Linked DNA regions of Homo sapiens: regions 1 and 2 are each linked to region 3. Evidence: chromatin contacts called from ENCODE Hi-C or POLR2A ChIA-PET data. All regions are on one chromosome and are shown on one strand. Each heading gives the region's core, a stretch centred on a gene start or an enhancer-like site at or near the end of the contact. The rest is flanking DNA. Distances are from core to core; before and after follow the strand shown.

Region 1 (2,700 bases), core at 192-2,691, 69 kb before region 3:
TGTTGCATACACGTTCTCAAGATAAATCATAACTAGTCTTCAAGTGAGAGGTCTTGACAGCACCATTTCATTACACTTAAGTTTATCCTAAATTTACCTGGTAATTGTGGTGACCATCTGCGTAAGTTAACTGACTTTATACAAAGGAAAAATAAACTTCTCATATTGTTTGGACAGGAGGTAGTTTTACAACTTGGAGTCAGGCTAAAATTACTCCCCTACTCTCCTACTGAAACTAGGAGATAGGAAGCTATCTTCCTTGAATGTTTACATTCAAAGAAGATGGTTCCTTCCTGAGTTCTTGAGAAAGGCATTCTAGGGTCAAGTTGACAAAGGGCCTATCTACTTTTCAAAACAATTTACATACATTTCTAAGAGAGCAGAAAGTACTTGCAGTTATAAATTTCCAAAATAAACACTCTAAGGAAAAGGAGGAGAGTGATGTTATCTTCCCTTACTTTTAAGAGGGAGAAGCTAAGACTCTTTAGTCTGTATTTGTCTAAGATGAGTCAATTCCCTTTAAGGAACATTTTTAGAAACCTCACATAAAAATTTCCCTTTGGCCAGGCACGGCGGCTCACATCTGTAATCCCAGCCCTTTGGGATTATATATTTCAAGACATCATGTCATACATGATAAATATATACAATTTTGTTTGCGAATTTTAAAAAATAAATTTTTTAATGTGATGGAGAGAATGTTTTCCTAGAAATGAACTTGTTTTAATCTACTGTGTGGGATTAGCTGACCCAGTAAGAGGCCATTCTTACTGCTGTGCTACATAGGAGTCACTTCTATTGACATTAGTAACCAGTGATCGTCCCATTTACAATAGTGTAGGGTCAGAAAGATGTGATACATTTTCTCACCCATCATAAGGGTCACAGCTGACACTCCTCTAACAAAAGGCAGGTTAACAAGAGAAAAGCATAACAAATGTATTTAACCGAAGTTTTAGGTAACACAGGAAACTTCAGAATTGAAGACCCAAAGACCCAGGGCTTAGGTCCAATGAAGATTGGACAGCTGTGGAGAAATGTGATTAGACAATGGACACGATCCAATGGTAATAGAATGAGAGGGTGCCTTAATTCATTTGTGTTGCAATAAAGAAATACCTGAGGCTGGGTAATTTATAAAGAAAATGTGGCTCACAGTTCTGCTGGCCATGCCAGAAGCATAGCACTAGCATCTGCTCTGGCAAGAGCGTCAGGCTGCTTCTACTCACGGCAGAAGGCAAAGGGAACCCGAAGTGTACAGAGGTCACACACCAGGACAGGAAGCAAGAGGGAGACAGGAGGCGGTATCAGGCTCTTTTCAACAAACAGTTGTTTTGGGAGCTAAGAGTGAGAACTCACTCCTGTGAGAATGGAACCAAGTCACTCATGAGGGATCCACCCTCATGGCCCAAACATCTCTTACCACACCCCACTTGCAACATTGGAATCAAATTTCAACATAAGACTCAGTGGGGCCAAACAAACCATATCCAAACCACAGCAGGGGGGACACCAGCAGGCCTCTCTGTTCAGATACTTCTTGATTTCTCTGTGAAGGATGCCTTTTTCCCAGATATAGGGGAGGACCTGCATCTAATAAGGGTCTTAAGGGAGAAGGGAGAGTGTGACATTTATAGGTTTTATGATTTGATTTGGGGTAGAGGGGTTCAAGTTTTTATGACCTACCTTGGGGAAGAGGAATTCTGGTTTTTAAGACTCACTTAGATTTAGGGGAGACAGAGGAACAGGAGGATGGGAGAAGGTCAGAAAGAGCTTGCTTCTGAGGCCTTTCCAATTTCCTTCAGTCCAAAGTATTCAGCCTGCCAAGGTGCCATACTATGGGGTATTGCATTCCAAGCCCCAGCAATAGCAACAAAAATTATAGAATACTTAGAAATTATCTTAATAAGAAATGAACAAGAGCTAAAGGTAGACAATTTTAAAACCCTCTCAAGGACACAAAAAAAGAATCGATCAAAACCAGTTATGGTGGTGCATACCTGTAATCCCAGCTACTCAGGAGGCTGAGGCAGGAGAATCACTTGTACCTGGGAGGCAGAGGCTGTGAGAGGTGACAGCGTGCTGGCAGCCCTCACAGCCCTCACTCGCTCTCGGTGCCTCCTCGGCCTTGGCGCCCACTCTGCCTGTGCTTGAGGAGCCCTTCAGCCCGCCGCTGCACTGTGGGGGCCCCTTTCTGGGCTGGCCAAGGCCGGAGCCGACTCCCTCAGCTTGCGGGGAGGTGTGGAGGGAGGGGCGCAGGAGGGAACCAGGGCTGCATGCCATGCTTGCGGGCCAGTGCGAGTTCTGGGTGGGCGTGGGCTCCGTGGGCCCTGCACTTGGAGCAGCGGGCTGGCAGGCCAGCCCGGGCAATGAGGGGCTTAGCACCTGGGCCAGGAGGCTGCGGAGGGTGGGCTGGGTCCCCCAGCAGTGCTGGCCCACCGGCGCTGCACTGGATTTCTCGCCGGGTCTTAGCTGCCACCCTGCCGGGCAGGGCTCGGGACCTGCAGCACGCCATGCCTGAGCCTCCCCCTCTCTCAGTGGGCTCCTGTGGGGCCCGAGCCTCCCCTAGGAGCACCACCCCCTGCTCCACAGTGCCCAGTCCCATCGACCACCCAAGAGCTGAGGAGTGCAGGCACACGGCACGGGACTGGCAGGCAGCTCCACCTGCGACCCCAGTGCCAGATCCACTGGGTGAAGCCA
Region 2 (2,700 bases), core at 71-2,570, 86 kb before region 3:
ACCACCAAGTGCCATGAGTTGTTCTAATACTTTACAATCATTAAATGAGTTCATCCTCTTAACAAACCTAAAAAGTGGGAACTATTACTTTACAGATGGGAAACGAAGGCACACATTTGCATTGACGAAATTATTCTATTATAAGGGGTGGAGCTGGGATTTGAGACAGCCCTTCTGGCTACCAGAGTCTTGCTCCAACTTTCAGTAAGTCTAGTATCTATTGACAAAATGTACTGTTCTTATCGCCTCTTATGACTTACCCCATTTGTTTGGGTTTTTAAGCATCAGCAAATTTGCCTTGCAAGCTGCTCTTGTGCTTAAGAGTTATCTATATGAAAGGAGAAATTATACATTCAAATAGTCATGTGATATTAATTAAATGAACCAGATCATAGATCGAATTTGCTGTTCATAGATGATCTTTTAGTTTAAAAAGTAGGAGACTATAAAAGTGCTGTTTCTTCAGCTATCATTCAAAGGCCTATTCATCAATCTATCCCTGGGTCATAAAAACTCCTATTTTATAACAGGCACATAAACAGATGCCTCCCATAATTCAATGATTCTGCACCCCATTCTATTCATTACCAACAAAGTGTAAAATGCTCCTCTTAAAAAACAGACAACAGGAGTGGCTGGCAAGATGGCCAAACAGGAACAGCTCTGGTCTGCAGCTCCCAGAGAGATCAGTGCAGAAGGCAGGTGATTTCTGCATTTCCAACTGAGGTACACGGCTCATCTCATTAAGACTAGTTAGACAGTGGGTGCAGCCCACGGAGGGCGAGCTGAAGCAGGGTGGGGCATCACCTCAGCTGGGAAGTGCAACGGGTCGGGGAACTCCCTCCCCTAGCCACAGGAAGTCATGAAGGACTGTACCATGAGTAACGGTGCACTCTGGCCCAGATGCTACGCTTTCCCCATGATCTTCGCAACCTGAAGACCAGGAGATTCCCTCTGGTACCTATACCACCAGGCCCCAGGGTTTCAAGCACAAAACTGGGCGGCCGTTTGGGCAGACACCAAGCTAGCTGCAGGAGTAGTTTTTCATACCCCAGTGGCATCTGGAATGCCAGCGAGGCAGAACCATTCGCTCCCCTGGAAAGGGGGCTGAAACCAGGAAGCCAAGTGGTCTAGGTTAGCAGATCCCACTCCCACAGAGCCCAGCAAGCTAAGATCCACTGGCTTGAAATTCTCGCTGCCAGCACAGCAGTCTGAAGTCGACCTGGGACACTAGAGCTTGGTGGAGGGAGGGGCGTCTGCCATTACTGAGGGTTCAGTAGGTGGTTTTCCCCTCATAGTGTAAACAAAGCCTCTCAGAAGTTCAAACTGGGCGGAGCCCACCACATCTCGGCAAAGCTGATACTGCCAGCCTGCCTCTCTAGATTCCTCCTCTCTGAGCAGGGCATCTCGAAAGAAAGGCAGCAGCCCCAGTCAGGAGCTTATAAATAAAACTCCCATCTCCCTGGGACAGAGCATCTGGGGGAAGGGGCGGCTGTGGGCACAGCTTCAGCAGACTTAAACGTTACTGCCTGCTGGCTCTCAAGAAAGCGGCGGACCTCCCAGCACAGTGCTCGAGCTCTGCTAAGGAACAGATGCCCTCCTCAAGTGGGTCCCTGACCCCTTTGCCTCCTGACTGGAAGACACCTCCCAGCAGGGGAAGACAGACACCTCATACAGGAGAGCTCCGGCTGGTATCTGGCGGGTGCCCCTCTGGGACAGTGCTTCCAGAGGAAGAAGCAGGCAGCAATCTTTGCTCTTCTGCAGCCTCTGCTGGTGATACCCAGGCAAACAGGGTCTGGAGTGGACCCCCAGCAAACTCCAGCAGACCTGCAGCAGAGGGGCTGACTGTTAAAAGGAAAACTAACAAACAGAAAGGAATAGCATCAACAAAAAGGACATCCACACGGAAACCCCATCTGAAGGTCACCAACATTAAAGACCAAAGGTAGATAAATCCATGAAGATGAGGAAAAACCAGTGCAAAAAGGCTGAAAATTCCAAAAACCAGAACGCCTCTTCTCCTCCAAAGGATCACAACTCCTCTCTAGCAAAGGAACAAAACTGGACAGAGAATGAGTTTGACGAATTGACAGAAGTAGGCTTCAGAAGGTGGGTAATAACAAACTCCTCCAAGCTAAAGGAGCATGTTCTAACCCAATGCAAGGAAGCTGAGAACCTTGAAAAAAGGTTAGAGGAATCGCTAACTAGAATAACCAGTTAAGAGAAGAACATAAATGACGTGATGGACCTGAAAAACACAGCACGAGAACTTTGTGAGCATACACAAGTATCAATAGCCAAATCCATCAAGCAGAAGAAAAGATATGAGACTGAAGATCAACTTAATGAAATAAAGTGTGAAGACAAGATTAGAGAAAAAGGAATGAAAAGGAACGAACAAAGACTCCAAGAAATATGGGACTATGTGAAAAGACCAAACCTACATTTGATTGGTGTACCTGAAAGTGACGGGGAAAATGGAACCAAGTTGGAAAACACTCTTCAGGATATTATCCAGGAGAACTTCCTCAACCTAGCAAGGCAGGCCAACATTCAAATTCAGGATATACAGAGAACACCACAAAGATACTCCTCGAGAAGAGCAACCCCAAGACACATAATTATCAGATTCACCAAGGTTGAGATGAAGGAAAAAATGTTAAGGGTAGCCAGAGAGAAAGGTCAGGTTGCCCACAAAGG
Region 3 (2,700 bases), core at 91-2,590:
GGAAAAGGGTGGGCAATTCCTGGAACTGAGGGTTCCCCCTTTTTTTAGATTGCCCTGACATTCCCATGGCATTTGTAAACTGTTGTTGTGCTGGTGGGTATGTCTTTTAGGATGTTAATACATTCTAATTAGTGTGTAATGACAATTAGCATATAATGAAAGTGATCAGAAGTCACTTTTGTCGCCATCTTGGCATTGGTGGGATTTGGCCAGCTTCTTTACCACATGCTATTTTATCAGCAAGGTCTTTGTTAACTGTATCTTGTGCTGACTTCCTATCTCATCCTGTGACTAAGAATGCCTTAACCTCCTGGGAATGCAGCCCAGCAGGTCTCAGCCTTATTTTACCTAGCCCCCATTCAAGATGGAGTCACTCTAGTTCAAATGCCCCTGACATGAGGACTTGACATCTCCCTGCTTGGTCTTCTCCCCACCTGGTGCTTAAGAGAAGAGATGGTAGGCATATTAACCCATCCATCACTCACACTATTCTGTACCTGCTCAAGTGACCTAAACCCAGAGCTCTGACTCTGCCTCCAGCTAAGAGGATCAGGCAAGACAGAGACCCAGGAGCTCAGTTCCAGAGCCTCAAATTCATCCTTATGTCTTTGTGATTATAACCCATGAATTGGGGATTTAAAATACGTTGGACCAGAATTTTAAAAAGTCAAATACATTGACTGCAAAAACAAACCAGCAACACCGAGAGGAACTACAGATCCTCTGAAGGAAGCAGACTGCTCCTGCAGGACCTGGGAGACACCCCAAATACTGTGAGTGTCCCAACCATAGAAGTGGGAAAGGAAGATCCACCTCTCCTGGACACACACACCCACTGGAGAAACCGAAGTTCTGTTTGAGGGAGAAGTTTTCGACTTTACCTGGTGCCGAGTCCAGTTAGAGAGCCGAGTGAAATATGGGGTAGAGGAAGCAGCAGAAAGGCCCTGGGAGCTCGCTGGGTCCCTAAGCAGCCAGTTCCTGCCTGGGACCACACATCAGGAGGGTGGCCAGAGGAGCAGGGGGTGAAACTACAGGGAGAAGGAATTCTCTAGCTGAACTTTGTAACAATTTGAACAGGGCAAGAAGCCTCTGGGCAAGAACTCGGGAGGGCACGAATCAGGCATGCAGACTTCACAGGCAGGAGAAGAACTAAAGCGTTATTCTCTCCCAGCTGGGAGGTGGATAGCCTCAGGCAAATTTTCAAGCCCATCTCACCCTCCTCCTGGAAACAGATTCTGGGCTGTTGGCCAGGGCATGGTGGGAGTGAGACCAGCCCTTCAGTTTGCATGGGAGCTGGGTGAGGTCTGTGACTGCCGGCTTTCCCCCACTTCCCTGACAACCTGCATGACTCAGCAGAGGCAGCCATAATCCTGCTAGGTACACAAGTCCAGTGACCTGGGAACCTCAACCCTATCCCCCACAGCAGCAGCAGCAAGACCCGCCCATGGAGAGTCTGAGCTCAGACACACCCAGCCCTGCCCCCACCTGGTGGTCCTAGCCTATCCACCCCGGTAGTGCAAGACAAAGGGCATATAATCTTGGGAGTTCTAGGGCCACACCCACTGCCAGTCCCTCTCCACACTACTGCAGCTGATGCTTTCTGGAAAGCGCCACCTCCTGGCAGGAGGCCAAACAGCACAAAAATAGAGCATTAAACCACCAAAGCTAAGGAACCTCACAGAGCCCATTGCACCTTCTGCCAGTTCCACCCGAAAAGGTGCTGGTAACCACAGCTGAGAGACCCATAGATGGTTCACATCACAGGACTCTGTGCAGACAAACCCCAGTACCAGCCCAGAGCTGGGAAACTCGCTGGGTGGCTAGACCCAGAAGAGAGACAACAATCACTGCAGTTCAGCTCACAGGAAGCCACATCTATAGGAAAAGGGAGACAGTACTACATCAAGAGAACACCCCATGGGACAAAAGAACCTGAACAACAGCCTTCAGCCCTAGACCTTCCCTCTGACAGAGCCTACCCAAATGAGAAAGAACCAGAAAACCAATCCTGGTAATATGACAAAACCAGGCTCTTCAATACCCCCAAAAAATCACACTTGTTCACCAGCAATGGATCCAAACCAAGAAGAAATCCCTGATTTACCTGAAAAAAGAATTCAGGAGGTTAGTTAATAAGCTAATCAGGGAGGGACCAGAGAAAGGTGAAGCCCAATGCAAAGAAATCCAAAAAACTGATACAAGAAGTGAAGGGAGAAATATTCATGGATATAGATCACTTAAAGAAAAAACAATAAAAATTCAGGAAACTTTGGACACACTTTTAGAAATCTGAAATGCTCTGGAAAGTCACAGCAATAGAATTGAACAAGTAGAAGGAAGAAATTCAGAGCTCAAAGACAAGGTCTTTGAATTAACCCAATCTGACAAAGAGAAAAGAATAAGAAAATATAAACAAAGCCTCCAAGAAGTCTGGGATTATGTTAAACAACCAAACCTAAGAAAAATTGGTGTACCTGAGGAAGAAGAGAATTCTAAAAGCCTGGAAAACATGTTTGAGGGAATAATTAAGGAAAAATTCCCTGGCCTTGTGAGAGATCTAGAGAGCCAAGTACAAGAAGCACAAAGGACACCTGGGAAATTCATTGCAAAAAGATCTTTGCCTAGCCACATTGTCATCAGGTTATCCAAAGTTAAGACAAAGGAAAGAATCTTAAAAGCCACAAGACAGAAGCACCAAGT

Evidence for each region. Hi-C counts contacts between places; a loop is a spot of excess contacts on that map. ChIA-PET counts read pairs that join two places held with the same protein, here RNA polymerase II (POLR2A). Pooled maps may share reads with other maps.
Region 1: a map of OCI-LY7 shows a loop between it and region 3 (4-fold over the local background). The contact joins two enhancer-like sites. A Hi-C loop is called at or near these places in 4 of 168 maps with a recorded cell type or tissue (CD4-positive, alpha-beta T cell, Calu3, OCI-LY7 and 1 more), 1 of 37 single-sample maps with no recorded cell type and 3 of 50 pooled maps. POLR2A ChIA-PET finds 5 or more read pairs at or near these places in 2 of 52 experiments (MCF 10A and Panc1).
Region 2: a map of Jurkat shows a loop between it and region 3 (2.2-fold over the local background). The contact joins two enhancer-like sites. A Hi-C loop is called at or near these places in 6 of 168 maps with a recorded cell type or tissue (CD4-positive, alpha-beta memory T cell, GM12878, Jurkat and 2 more), 30 of 37 single-sample maps with no recorded cell type and 16 of 50 pooled maps. POLR2A ChIA-PET finds 5 or more read pairs at or near these places in 6 of 52 experiments (MCF 10A, activated B cell, activated CD4-positive, alpha-beta T cell and 3 more).

The regions. Positions count from the first base shown.
Region 1 is chr21:17,757,517-17,760,216 of GRCh38, reverse strand. All of the region lies in intron 2 of LOC124900465 (a long non-coding RNA gene), which reads right to left. Among named protein-coding and RNA genes, the nearest start is that of C21orf91-OT1, 34 kb to the left of the region's middle. Within about 2 kb of position 1,441, at least 2 of the 41 ENCODE cell types and tissues checked have a DNase peak (open chromatin) inside an H3K27ac peak, as active enhancers do.
Region 2 is chr21:17,774,136-17,776,835 of GRCh38, reverse strand. The region is part of intron 2 of LOC124900465 (a long non-coding RNA gene); the gene reads right to left. Among named protein-coding and RNA genes, the nearest start is that of C21orf91-OT1, 17 kb to the left of the region's middle. RefSeq lists an enhancer at 1,105-1,154. Within about 2 kb of position 1,320, at least 4 of the 41 ENCODE cell types and tissues checked have a DNase peak (open chromatin) inside an H3K27ac peak, as active enhancers do.
Region 3 is chr21:17,687,936-17,690,635 of GRCh38, reverse strand. No RefSeq gene overlaps it. Among named protein-coding and RNA genes, the nearest start is that of BTG3, 76 kb to the right of the region's middle. RefSeq lists an enhancer at 1,352-2,254. Within about 2 kb of position 1,340, at least 9 of the 41 ENCODE cell types and tissues checked have a DNase peak (open chromatin) inside an H3K27ac peak, as active enhancers do.